2 separate regions of the Homo sapiens genome follow, and region 2 is linked to region 1. A link is a contact called in ENCODE Hi-C data. All regions are on one chromosome and are shown on one strand. The core of a region is the stretch at or near the end of the contact, and the rest is flanking DNA. Distances in the headings are between cores, read along the strand shown. Region 1 overlaps PTPRG (protein tyrosine phosphatase receptor type G). Region 2 overlaps PTPRG (protein tyrosine phosphatase receptor type G).

Region 1 (7,151 bases), core at 3,369-5,868:
AAAAATAAGAGATATAAATGAATACAATGTAAGATAGTATCTATCTTCAGGGAGTATCCTGAGACAATTCAAGGTGGGCAAAATGAAACATTCATTGAAAAGTTTTGGTGAAGAAGAAGTTAAAATGATGACTTAGGGTTGTATGTCAGATATTTTAATAATGTTGGCAGTTCCTAGATTCTACAGTCTTTCTCAAAACTAAGAGGTTTATCCCTAAGGCAATTTTCTTCTCTTTTTTTACTACCAAAAATGTTTATTCTATCGGCAGGTTTCCAGTGACTAGAAAAATTTCCTTCTTTACAACTCTGAAATCGTAGCTCAAATCATTTTCTAACAGAGTGAAAGTAAAAACATTATTAGTTGATGTCAGCACCAGCAGAAAATCTCTTAAAACTGGACATTTCTTTAAAAAAAAAAACAAAAAACCCAGTTTTCCAAGTCACCAATTCCATGCACTTAAAATGCTGCAAATTTCAGGTGAAGTAAAATAATATTATAGTTTATGTTCATGTCATTGATAGCTTGGAAAATTCACATTTTACAACTCTTTTTTTTTTTTTTTTTGAAATGGAGTCTCATTCTGTCGCCCAGGCTGGAGTGCAGTGGCACAATCTCGTCTCACTGCAAATTCCGCCTCCCGGTTTCAAGCGATTCTCCTGCCTCAGCCTCCCGAGTAGCTGGGATTACAGGCATGTGCCCCCAGGCCCGGCTATATTTGTATTTTTTAGTAGAGATGGGGTTTCACCATATTGTCCAGGCTGGCCTCGAACTCCTGACCTGAGGTGATCTGCCTGCCTTTGCCTCCCAAAGTGCTAGGATTACAGGCGTGAGCCACCACGCCCAGCTGAAAAAAAGTCTGTTTTTATATTTGTATTGCAAGTTGACACTACTGATGAAATGGCGTATTAGCCTTGCTAGATAAAATACAGGATGCCCACTTAAATTTGAATTTTATCTGAATTTGAGATAAATGACAAATAATTTTTTAGGATAAGTAAATCCCATTCAATATTTGTGACATACTTATCCTAAAAGTTATTTGTCCTGTATCAGAAATTCAAATTTAAGTGGGCATCTGTTTTTGTTGTTGTTGTTACTGTGTTTTTAAGAGGGAGAGTCTCGCCCTGTCACTCAGGCTGGAGTACAGTCATGTGATCATAGCTTAGTGTAGCCTTGAACTCATGGGCTCAAGTAATCCTCCCAAGTTGATGGGACTATAGGTGTACGCCGCCACATCTGGCTTTTTTTTTTTTTCCCCCTGTTTGGTAGAGATGCGTATCTTGCTATATTGAACAGGGTGGTCTCGAACTCCTGGCCTCAAGCAGTCCTACCGCCTTGGTCTCCTAAAGTGCTGGGATTACAGGCATGAGCCACCACACCTGGCCAGCATCTGTATATTATTTGCTAAATCTGGCAACCCTAGTTTCTAGAACAATTTCATCAGACTTTAAAGGGACATTGAATGGTTAGATAGTAATAGGGATACCTACATCAAATAACTGGCAATAGTTGAAAGGTTTTTTAACTATATAAACTAGGGCAAGGCTATATCTGCCTTATTTGTTGTTTCTAATCTTATTACAGTGCTTGGCACATACGTGCTAAATATTCAGTTCTTACGTGGTTGTTTATCAATAAAGGGAAAATTGATTCATTCATTTTGTCATTCTCTTTCTTTTGGGTTTGTCACACTTTCCCCAGCAACCTACCTTAAGCATTTTATGAGTGGAGTTGTTTCATGTTCTTCTTTTGTGTTTTTAAAGTATTAGTGATTTAAAAGGCACCTGCCAAATACCTGGTAGGTGCTTGGTGAATGAACTGTCAAGGTTTTTAATGGGTGCAGAAAACTGAGGGAGGTGATGGGAGAGCAGCTTGTGGTTACCGTGTTGAAATTTAACAAATAATTTTAGGTTATAGATGAGGACAAATAACTTAACAGTGAGGACAATTAAACCGTGGGGTGGCCTCTTGAGGCAAACAGCAGAGACTGTTGCTTTAGGCAGCCAAAGGCAAATGTTTCCACTGGGAAGATGTCTATTGATCCTATTATCCCGGGACTTGAAATAACATTTCCATTTTCCCCTTGAAAACCCATGATGCTGTTTTTAAAATCACATACTTCATCCTTAAACTCTCATGCAAAGCTATTACTTGAGTTAAACCTCTCACCAGAAATGTCTTCAAGGAGTATTCTCTCTGTAAAGGTGTATATTGTGGAAGATGAAAAAAGGAAGCTCTCTTTGGTTCTCTGTTACACGGGGTGGCTGCTTTGCAAGGTGAATCACTTCGGAGACTGTGAAATATTTCATGTCTTATAATGTATTTTCCATTATTTTTGGTCCATAAGCATGTATATTAATAAGTTGTACGAAATCAAATGTCAGAGGTTCAGGGAGACAGTTTTGAAATCCCAGCATTTTGTGAGTGGAGGTTGTTTCCTATTCTTTTGTGTTTTTAAAGTATTAGTGATTTAAAAGGCACCTGCCAAATACCTGATAGGTGCTTGGTGAAATGAACTGTCAAGGTTTTTTAGTGGGTGCAGAAGACTGAGGGAGGGTCCCAGTTTGGGATGTGAATTTGGGTTCCAGATGTAACATTAATTTGCGCTGTCACCTTGAGCAAAGTGCTTAACCTTTGAAAGCCTCAGCTTGCTCATCCATTAAATAGGGATAATAATAGTAATTATTGTGAAGATTAAAGAAGATCTGCCTAAAGCACTCACTACGGTGTCTAATCTCTGATAAATGCTCGAAATATTTGATTTGCTGTATTTTATTATTTATACCTGTAATTTAAAAGAGACAATTATTGTTACATTGTTAAGGCTTAAAGCTACAATAGCAAGTAATTAATTCGTACAATAGCAATTAATATCCGAGTGATGAATTGTCTTCCTATAAGAAGCAGCTAGGAATGTAGTCATCCATGTGACGGTTGCAGGTCCTAGGGTGGTTTCTTATTTAAATTGTAAAGGAAACAGCCACTGGGGCAGCTCAAGAAACAGGCTTCAGAGTCAAAAAAAACACCCATCTGGATTCCCTTCCTGACTCTGAGGCTCATTGACCTTGAATAAAGTACCTTATTTACCTTCTCTGAACTTGGGCTTCCTCCTTGGGTAACTGGTGGCACCAGTGCCTTCTATGCATAGAGCTTGCCACAGTACCTAGAACACAGCAAGCTCTTGGTAAAAGCACAGTGAAAGAGAGACAATATTTTTATTGGGCGTGGTGGCTCATGCTTGTAATCCCAGCACTTGGGAGGTTGAAGTAGACAGATCACTTGAGCCCAGGAGCTCAAGACCAACCTGGGTAACATGGCAAAACCCCGTCTCTACTAAAAATAGAAAAATTAGCCAGGTGTGGTGGCACATGCCTATAGTCCCAGCTACTTAGGAAGCTGAGGTTGGAGGATTGCTTGAGTCCAGGAGGTGGAGGTTGCAGTGAGCTAAGATGGCACCACTGCACTCCAGTCTGGGTATCAGAGCTAGACCCTGTCTCAAAAAATAGAGAGAGAGGGACAATATTTTGCGACTGTGCTGTCTAGTACAGTAACCACTAGCCACATGTGGCTATTCACATTCAAATAGATGGAAAAATAAAATTAAAAATTCAATTCTTCGGTGTTTGGAGTGGAGTTGTTTCCCCTTTCCCCCAGTCATATGTTGAATTCCTAACCCCTAGTACTTCAGAAAGTGACCTTCTTTGGAAATAAGGTTGCTACAGATATAATGAGTTAAGATGATGCCATACGGGAGTAGAATGGGCACCTAATCCAGTATAACAGGTGTCCTTATGTAAATGGGAAATTTGGATGGAGATACAAGCACACGGGGAGAACACCACACAAATGTTAAGGCATGGATCAGGGCAAGGCATCTACTGGCCAAGGAACCCCCCGAAGATTGCCATCAGCCCACGGGAAACTTCAAGAGGGGCATGGAGTAGATCTTCCCCTCATGGCTCTGAGAAGGGCCCAGTGCTGCTGACACCTTGATCTTGGACTTCTGCCCTCCAGAGCTGTGAGACAACAACTGTTGTTTTAGGCACCCAGTTTGTGGTGTGTTGTTATTAGCACCCCAGGACACTCATGCACTCAGTCTCACCGGCTGTATTTTGAGGGCTCAGGAGCCAGTGTGGCTACCATCTTGGACAGCGAGGACACTGAACATGGCTATCACTGCAGAAAATTCTAATAGACCTCCCTCCTTCGGGGATTCCAGGTTGCTCATTGCTCCAAAAACTCAAGCCAAGAAGATAGAAGAGGTTCAAATGATTGTATGAAGCATGTTCTTTGTCTGGAAATCCAGAACAAAACAAATAAATGATCTTTGAAAAAAAAAATCTCTGCCTTAAAGTTGGGCTGGTCAACATGTCCAGATATTCACAGAGACTTCCTGTTCTGGAAGAGATGCAGACAGAGGCTTAAGACAGCCTTCTGTCCTGTGACGGACGAATTTCTGATTCTGCTTCCACTGTTAAACTCTTACATAATTGCATTCTATATAGAGAGCTTCCCTTTGGATCCAGCTTGCTTTTCCCCTTGTCTTCTTCCTCAGACTTTATGAAAGTATTTGCAGAGACGCCTTGTCCCCTGCCATGAGCTGTAAATACTTATGCAGATGAAGGGTTTGTTACTCTAGTTGATGAGTGTTAGGGAACCTGGAGCCTTTCCTGGTTTTGAGCTGTGGCTGAGGACGTAGGCAATTCTCATGCACACTTTGCATTGGCTGAAGTGCATGTCCTGGAGTGCCTCATGCTACAGGACTGGCAGTGAAAAGCCTCTTAGGCTTGGGGTAGAGGTGAAAACCTCCCTCCATGTTTGCACTCTCTCTCGCCATGCCCCCACCTTCACGCGTGGTTGTGACTGCTGGGTGGGGCTGAAGTCACAGCCTTGCTGCAGTCTTTGCCCTAGGCAGGCTCTGTATGATCTTTGGTCAAGGGAAAGCACTTTGTGTGCCTGACCTCTGAGCAGCCCATTTTGGCCCTGAAATCCTCTGTTGGCAAACTTCACATTCAGTGAGTCAGAATTAAAGGAAAATGCTGAAGGAACATTTGCATTTTTTATCTTTTCCAAGTTAAGGCTGTTCTTTTCCAAAGTGGAGTTATACTTTAGAGTATCTTAATATATCTTATAGCAACTCATCAGGTCTTGCAAATGTATTTTATCTTTTCATATTAGAATTATTTCAGACTATTTTTATTCATTATGCGTTTTGTTAAACCAGGTTGTTCCTATAATGAACATGGAATATAAAGACTTGCTCTTCCCTAAATTGCTCAGTATACTATATCTTGAGTCGTCTTTATGCTCAATCTAATGCTTTATTAAAGGAGAAGACACACCCACACACATGTATACATGTGTAAAATACCTGTACTGTGCTCCTACTATGTGTCAGGCACTCTGCCAAGCACAATGCACTTGTTTTATTCCTTACAATAAATCTCATAAAGAGGCAGGTAATTCAATTCATCTTCACATTATAGTTGAGGAAACTGAAGTTCAGGGAAGTCAGGCCATCTGGCTGGAGAACAGTTTGATATCACAGCAAAAGTTCCTTCCCGGAGTGTTTGTGAAATAATGATTTCATTAAACATTGTTCAAACCTAAATTGCGTTTGTTCTTGCAGTCTTTGGAGTACACTGGGCCTTTTGCAGTTGGGACAAACCCATTTCCTCTCTCAGTGGGAAACACTCCAAGTATTCCTCTTGAAACAAAACGTCAAAGATTATTTTTGCAGACTTCTGTGGAGTCATTTTTGGACAACACCCTGGAACAGGAAACCACAGTTTCTCCTAAATTTGTACAGGATGGAAATAGATAACATTCTTCATAAAACCATGGCCACAATTAATGCTTTCAAATCAACATAATGGTGGATGGTTTGTTTTTTGCATTTCTTACCTGAATAGATTATGGGAACCTGCAGCATGGGAAATTTCATGAATAATTTTACAGGGTTTTATTTTATAAACTGGAAATGCGGTGAAAAGATATGTGTAGGTGATGAAAAAGAGTGCTATAGGATTCAACGTATTTGAAAGCTCTCCCTGAAAGATGGATTTGAAATAAAACAGAGTCTCGCACCCTAAGTTATGGGAATGAGATTTACGCTCGCTGACTGAAGCCCAGGTGCTGCTAAAGGTTAATTAGTGAGAGAATGTGATGAACTTAATGAAATAGGTGATGATGCAGTGTGAGGGAAGCCCACACAGTCATCAAAAGATAAATGCACTGAGACATTGTATTTTTCTTTTCTTTGCTACAGAGGAGTAGCAACAACTACACATAGAACAAATCCAGAGGAGTAGCTACAGCTACACATAGAACAAATCCTGCGTATACCCATAGCAGGTCCGGAAGGACTGGGGTGCTTAACTACAGACTTTGCTGGGAGCCATCGTTCCATAACTGCTGAAACTCCTTTTATTTTAGGTCTGTTTCTGCGAAGTCCTGATAGCTGAGTTGACTTAAGAGGAGTTGGACTAAATTTTTAAGGCTACTTTATTTTTATGATTGATTTTTAATTATTCTAAGCAATACATAGTTATTTTCTCTGGGCGAAAAGTTGAAATGTTTCATACAAACCTCATTTCCTTGTTTCCTAACCCCAGACCCTTCTCCCCTTCTTCTCAAATAAAAGCTAGCACTAGTTTTGTGCATATACTACTAGTTTGCTTTTAACGTGTATGTATGTTTATATTTTCTTAGGAAATATTTAATATCCTGTTCTTTTATTTATTTATTTTTATTTTTTATTTTTGAAACCGAGTCTTGCTCTTTCACCCCTGCTGGAGTGCAATGGTGCAATCTTGGCTCACTGCAACCCCCGCCTCCTGGGTTCAAGCGATTCTCCCTGCCTCAGCCTCCCGAGTAGCTGGGATTACAGGCACCCACCACCACACCCAGCTGATTTTTGTATTTTTTAGTAGAGGTGGGGTTTCCGCATGTTGGCCAGGCTGGTCGTGAACTCCTGACCTCAGGTGATCCACCTTGGCCTCCCAAAGTGCTGGGATTACAGGCGTGAGCCGCTGTGCCCAATCCTTGTTCTTATATTTTTAAACATAGAAGGTATGACATATATGTTTTTGTGTGTATGTGTGTATATGAATTTCATACTTTTAAAAAATGTGTCCTATTTGTACCTTGTT
Region 2 (7,151 bases), core at 1,728-4,227, 210 kb before region 1:
AGGTTTGAAAGTTTCCCCTCTTCTCCTGTGAGGTCACTAAGCATTTGTTACAGAGTTAACCGAGAAGAATGCCTGTGCTTATCCTCTGGGAACAACTGTAATGATGGGATGTTTCTCTATAAGTCTGAGAAATAAACTGCTGGAATGTGATGCCATATCTGATATGCTGTGTTTGTTTTGCCAGTGTAATACTGTCACAACACTGTTGAGTGAGCTGATTTCAAGCTGTTGATATAGTTCAGACCTTGGCAGTTCTCTAATCTCCTTGACACTTCAGTGTTTGATTGCATTCGTTTGCCCTGCAAATAGTCGACAGTGTAAGTGATCTCAAAGTGAGAATATATCTAAAGTCTGTATTTGTAATAGACAAGGTTTGAAGGAAAGCTGAGACCTTGTTAAATTCACATATGGACTTCCTGAGCATGCAATAAAGACTTAACTTCTACTTGATGGAGCCTGTCAAACAGCCATATTACAGGCATGATTTGGTTGCATGGGACTTCTATTCTTAATGTTAAAATAAAATCCAATAAAATGAGTTGGCGAAAATCAAGCTGTCATGGAGTTGCTAAAAATCTTGTTCCAATGAAATGCTATGAGAAAGGCCTTATCATTATGCTGTTTAGTTTTTACCAATTACCCTATAAAGTATTAATTTATATATATATTATATATATAAATAATAATTATTATTAGAGACAGAGTCTCACTCTTATCACCCAGGTTGGAGTGCAGCGGCATGATCTCAGCTCACTGCAACCTTGGCCTCCCAGGTTCAAGTGATCCTCCTATCTCAGCTTTCTGAGTAGCTGGGACTATAGGCATGCACCACCACGCCTGGCTAATTTTTGTATTTTTTTGTAGAGGTGGGGTTTCACCATGTTACCTAGGCTGGTTTCAAACTCTTGAGCTCAAGCTTTGGCCTCCCAAAGTGCTGGGATTACACATGTGAGCCACTGCACTTAGCCTATATTATTAATACTATTATTATTGTTGACTTCTTTTTACAAAACAGAAAGCTTGAGTCTTAGGCTGATTGCTTCCCTAAGGCTTAGATGGCCTATGGATTTGATTCCAGGTAGCCTATCTCCACATTTTGTACTCTTGAACATTTTCTAATTTATTTACTAATTCCTCAGTCACGTAAATGTCATCCATGAAAAATATTAGAGTTTTGGTATCTCAGAGATGGTTCCTTAGAGCTCTCAGCCCTAAATGGAAACACATCTTTTTGATAGTGTGTTTTATTTTCCAAATCCCAAGAATCTGTGAAATTAGTAGTGTTCTTGACCAACAGTTAGATAGCCTCTGCTTGAATGCTTCTAATAACTGGAGAGCTCACCACTTCATGGTGACAACATTTTTCATTCTTGCATAAATTCTTCCTAAATTTGAGCTATCCTGAAGGTCAGTTTAGCTTTCCTATCGTCTAAAGTACTGTATATTGCTGTCTGAAAACACACAGACAACTAAATGCTCCAGTTGCTTTTTTTCCCTTTTGGTGACAGCTTTATTGAGATAGAATTCATATAGTATACAGTTTACTCATTTAAAGTATTTTGCATATATTCAAAGAGTTGTATAATGATCTTATTTTAGAACATTTTTATTATACCCGAAAGAAACCTTATACCCATTAGCAGTTACCTATTTTCGTTAAACACCTCCAGCCCTAAGCATCTACTAATTACTATCTTATAAATTCGCCTATTCTGGACATTTCATTTAATAGGTGGCCTTTTGTGTCTGACTTCTTTCACTTAGCAAAATATTTTCAAGGTTCATCTATCTTGTTGTATCAGTACTTTTTTTGTTGTATTTTTAGTAGAGACTGGGTTTCACCATGTTGGTCAGGCTGGTCTCGAACTCCCGGCCTCAAGTGATCTGCCTGCCTTGGCTTCCCAAAGTGCTGGGATTACAGGCGTGAGCCACCACGCCCAGCCTTGTTGTATCAATACTTCATTTATTTTATGGACAAATAAAAGTCCACTCTATGGATATACCACATTTTGTTTATACTCTCATTTCTTTATGGGTATTTGGGTAGTTTCCACTTTTGACTATCATGAATAGTGCTGATCTAAACATTTGTTTCAAATGCTTTTTTTTTGTATGAAACACTGCTCTGTCTGCTCCTGCACTGTGATGATTTTTTGATTAATCTCATGTAGTATTTTACTTGGTAAAATCTCATACTGTTGGTATTAGTCTGGTTCCGCCTTGCTGGAAGTTTGAAATTTTGATTCTTTGATTGATCATATGATTTGTTCATTTCAACCTTGGGTACTATGCCAATTGGTTAAATCTCCATTCTCTGTCCTCATCCATGTCAGTGATCAGTATACTGATTGCTGAGTGGTGTGGCCTCTCTGCCACATAGCTTATTGCTGTGGAGGAAAGAGAGTCTTCTCTTAGCCATTGTTCTGTGTGGAGTTGGCGGACTAACACATTTTTATATTCATATGCAATATTTTCAATTCTAAAAATCCTTATGTTTGTACCAGAACTAAGATGTCCTGGCATTATGGAATTATTCATGTCAGTTGCCTATCTCTGGTCAGGTAGTTAGTTGTGACATCCAGCAGCTCAGACTACAATTTGAATTCTGGCTCTTGTCCCACTTATTATCAGAATGACCTTTGGCAAATGACTTGAAGGTTAACTTGGGTAATTTTCTCATCTGGATAATGCGGATAGTAGAAGGACTTAACCTCATAAGGTTTTTGAGAGGACTGAGTGAAGCAGTCCCCACAATACACCATCATGTGCTGGGCATGTTGGTAAGGGCTGGATTTCAAGGATGAAAACAGAGGCCAGAGAACTTTCTGTGGCTTTCTGAATGTCAAAACTGAGACTGTGCAGATCAAGCAGAACGCTTTCTGTTCCTTCCAAGGCTTGTTCCCTTCAGGTTTCAGTTTCAGACGGAAGCGAAGTTGTTTGTGATGCCGGAGCACACACCTGCGGGAACTGTAGACTTCTTAGGAGTCCACCGGGGTTGCGTCGCATTGCTTCCACGCCTCTGTCCTCACCAGTGTTGCCAACTGTGGATTTGTGTGTGTGTGTTTATCGTTGTTGGCCATGCACCAGAAACAGAGATATCAGTCACATTTAAACTCTGCTGCCCAGGAAACTCCTGCCTACAAACCCAGCCCAGCCCTTTGAGAACCTCACCGACCAAGTGAGTGATATGTTGAGAGATGAGCATAGCCATCTTACCATTCATGTCTGTGAATTATTATTTATTCAGACTGGATCTCGTTAAGAGAACTGTGTGTAATCTTAGCATGATAATCGGATTCCACTTATCACTTGGAACTGTGACTCACTTTTGGAATTTTAAGGACGTAATTACAAAAAAAATTCTTGGTTATCTTTTAAAAAGGAGTCTGTTGTCCTTAGACTTGTTAACTCTTCAACTGCTGTTTTCCAAATCGTGGTACAAAGTTATTATTTGCAGGTATTCCCAAGTGGCCTTATAAAAACCAAAAAGGCTTCTTGCTAATTCTCTTCAGATGCTGATATAGAAATGACACTGATTTTTTTCTTTTTAGTATTTAAGAGCACCCACTAGAAGGATATTTAATATTTGTATGTAGTTTTTTTTTTCCTGTTATGTTAAGCAGAATTTCAGGACCTTGCTGTAGAGCAGCATCTCTCCATTTAAGTAATGTGTAGACCCCTTTTCAAAGGGGAAAGCACCTTGCAAGAACCCTGTGAATTGTACCAAACCCAACAAACATAAGGTAAACCTAAGGTTTACATGCAAGTCTCTTTTGATTGCCAGTTATCAGGGTTCTTGCCTGGCTTGTTGTTCATAAATGGGAATATTTTATTTTTAGATTATCATAGAATTGAAAAAAAAAATCTTCCCAAGTAGCTGGGACTACAGGCACACACCACCATGCCTGGCTAGTTTTTTTTTTTTTTTTTTTTTTTTTTTGGGGTAGAGGGATTTCCCTATGTTGAACAGGCTAGTCTTGAACTCCTAGCCTCAAGTGATCTGCCTGCCTTGACCTCCCAAAGTGCTGGGATTACAGGCGTGAGCCACCGTGCCCAGCCTTGCCATGCCTACTTTTTAATAAGGTTGTTTTTTGCTTGTTCAGTTGTTTAAATTCCTTATAGATTCTGGATATTAGATATTGGTCAGATGCATATTTGCAAATATTGTCTCCCATTCTGAAGGTTGTCTGTTTACTCTGCTGATATTTTTCTTTTGCTGTGCAGAGCCCTTTAGTTTAATTAGGTCCAGTTGTCTGTATTTGTTTTTATTGCAATTGCTTTTGAGGACTTAGTCATAAATTCTTTTCCAAGGCTGATGTTTATAATGGTGTTTCCTAGGTTTTCTTCTAGGATTCTTATAGTTCCTGATCTTACATTTAAATCTTTAATCCATCTTAATTTTCATATGTGGTGAAAGGGAGGTGTTCACTTTCATTCCGCTGCATATGGCTAGCCAGTTATCCCAGTATCATTAATTGAATAGATAATCCTTTCCCTATTGTTTATTTTTGTGGACTTTGTTGAAGATCAGATGGCTATCAATGTATGGCTTTATTTCTGGGTTCTCCATTCTGTTCCATTGGTGTATGTGTTGGTTTTTGTAATAGTACCATGCTGTTTTCGTCACTGTAGCCTTATAGCATAGTTTAAAATTAAGTAATGTGATGCATCTAACTGTGTTCTTTTTGCTTAAGATTGCTTTGGCTATTCGGGATCTTTTTTGGTTCCATATGAATTTTAGAATAGTTTTTGTTTTAATTTTGTGAAAAATGATATTGGTAGTTTGATAGGAATAGTGTTAAATCTGTACATTGCTTTGGGCAATATGGTTGTTTTAACGATATTGATTCTTCCAATCCATGAGCATGGGAGGTTTTTCCATTTGTTTGTGTCATTTGTGATTTTTTTCAGCAGTATTTCGTACTTCTTGTAGCAATCTTTCACCTGCTTGATTAGATGTATTCCTAGGTATTTTATTCTTTTTTGTGGCTATTGTAAATGTGATTGCGTTCTTGATTTGGCTGTCAGCTTGAACATTATTGGTCTATAGAAATGCTACTGGTTTTTATACATTAATTTTGTATCTCGAAACTTCATACTGAAGTTGTTTATCAGTTCCAGGAGCGTTTGTCTTTAGGGTTTTCTAGTTATACAGTCATATCAGTGAAGAGAGATAGTTTGACTTCTTTTCCTATTTGGATGCCTTTTCTTTCTTTCTCTTACCTGATTGTTCTGGCTAGGACTTTCAGTACTATATTGAATAGGAGTGTTGAAAGTGGGTGTCCCTGTCTTTTTCCTATTCTGTTTTTCATTCAATAAAAACTCAACACATACTAAGTATGGAGTGGTATATACCTTTGAAAGCATTACAGACACTACGTTTCTCTTTAACTGGGTTTGCATTCCACTGGAGACTTTCACTGCTTTGCCTCTTGCTTTAAACTCTTACCAGCCAGATATTTTCCTTTCTTGATCTACCCTCTTAAGAGTCCTGCCCATTGTCCATGATTGACAGCTTGGTTTCCTGATTGAGTGCTTTATGTGAACATGAAAATTCATAGCATCCTTAAGGGAGAAATGTAGTTGATGGGCAAAGAACAGACAACAATCAGTCTTTTCCCAAAATGAAAGCCGCCCTCTGGAGAGATCAGAGTAGGTCCTGGGGTATACACCTGGGGCCATTTCCAACACTAAAATGGGCTTTCTCTCCAGTGTATATGTGTTGATCCTCCTCCTCCTCCTCCTCTTCTTTCTCCTGATGAACACAACTTGTAGAACATAAACCAAGGATCAGGCTCTATACCAGGTGCTTTTTGCACATTACCATATTTAATCCCCGTAAGACCCCAAAAGGGAGGTACTCTTATCCCATTTAACAGATGAAGCAAATGTCTTAAAGGAAAGATGTTAGCTGTTTTAAAAGCCTTGTGGCTAGCAAGGGTCTGAGCTGTCTGATCAGAGTCTAATGGTTGCCATTAAGCAGTCTTCACCCTTTTCATGATGCAAAATGGACTTTCAGGTTTAAAGAAACGAAGTCTAACACAAACTGCAGTTATTTAAAAGGCAATGTAGTAATTTAATCAAGATCCACTTGCTTTTGGATATTTCACGTTTCTACTTCTGGTTTCTTCTTGGATCACTTTCTGAATATAATGGATCTGGAGTACAGGGCCACAGCCTTTAGAGTTTCTTTTCTCTTCCCTCAGTGTTTTAAGTGGGAAGGTGTTTGCCCATCAGAAGAGAAACTGTTGGATTGCATGGTGCCCCTTGCTGTTTGAGGTGCCTCTGAGGAACTTGGTGTGGAGATAGGAGGAGATCAGGAGAAGATTCTTCGAGCTTCGGCTAGAAGATGTCCAGGCAGGTTATCTTCTAACTACATGCAACTAGAGGCATATTTACAGAGAATAATCTGAAGCTTGACTCTTTGATCATCAACTCCTTGGAGTAGCCTGTTAGCTCTTAAATACTCTCAGTTCTAGTGAAACAAATAAAATTCCTACCTCCCCCTCCACCGTTCCTTCCTCCTCCTCTCTCCAGATTTCCTCCCCCTCCCTCCCTGAAATATATATAGAATACCCACCATCAAGCATTGTTCTTGGCTCTGGGGATGCAGCAGTGAATGGAAACAGATGAAGTCCCTGTCCTTATGGGATGTTTCTATTGGGGAACAAAGTGGAAATCTCGGGAGGGCAAGACGCCCAGCACATGGTTATCCTGTGGACTGCAGGAATAGTGAGTAGTTTGTTAAGCAATAATTATTTTTATTAACTTGGGGGAGAGAAAGTTTTCACATGTGTATTTCTCCTTGCCTTCTCTCCATGCCACCCATTTTACTGATATGTTTTTAAGGAAGAATCACCGAGTTAGTTCTGACTCTCATTTAGGTAAATGTTTCCAATTCATTTAAGGTTATCGGCTTTTGTGTTTTGTCCCACTACAGATGGGCTTGCGGTTCTGTTTAAAAGATGGGTCATCATTACATATATAGAAACCTAATCCAGGTTTAGTAGTGTCAACAGATGTCTTCATGAAATCTGATTTTAAAAAATCAATTTCTGTGGTTGATTTGGAAGGAGTGGGCCCAAATCTAGAAGCACGGACATGGGCTATCATTTCAGTGCCTTTTAGAAAAATTGCAAAGCAGGAAGTAA

What was found. Hi-C counts contacts between places; a loop is a spot of excess contacts on that map. Pooled maps may share reads with other maps.
Region 2: a map of heart right ventricle shows a loop between it and region 1 (3-fold over the local background). The contact joins two enhancer-like sites. A Hi-C loop is called at or near these places in 2 of 168 maps with a recorded cell type or tissue (adrenal gland and heart right ventricle) and 3 of 50 pooled maps.

Annotation. Positions count from the first base shown.
Region 1 is chr3:61,843,418-61,850,568 of GRCh38, forward strand. The region is part of intron 2 of PTPRG (protein tyrosine phosphatase receptor type G); the gene reads left to right. Among named protein-coding and RNA genes, the nearest start is that of PTPRG, 290 kb to the left of the region's middle. Within about 2 kb of position 4,619, at least 22 of the 41 ENCODE cell types and tissues checked have a DNase peak (open chromatin) inside an H3K27ac peak, as active enhancers do; they include adrenal gland and heart right ventricle, where a contact is called at or near this core.
Region 2 is chr3:61,634,679-61,641,829 of GRCh38, forward strand. The region is part of intron 1 of PTPRG (protein tyrosine phosphatase receptor type G); the gene reads left to right. LOC124909388 (a long non-coding RNA gene) reads left to right here. Exons shown (of 2, transcript XR_007095940.1): 2 at 1-155. Among named protein-coding and RNA genes, the nearest start is that of PTPRG, 77 kb to the left of the region's middle. Within about 2 kb of position 2,978, at least 16 of the 41 ENCODE cell types and tissues checked have a DNase peak (open chromatin) inside an H3K27ac peak, as active enhancers do; they include adrenal gland and heart right ventricle, where a contact is called at or near this core.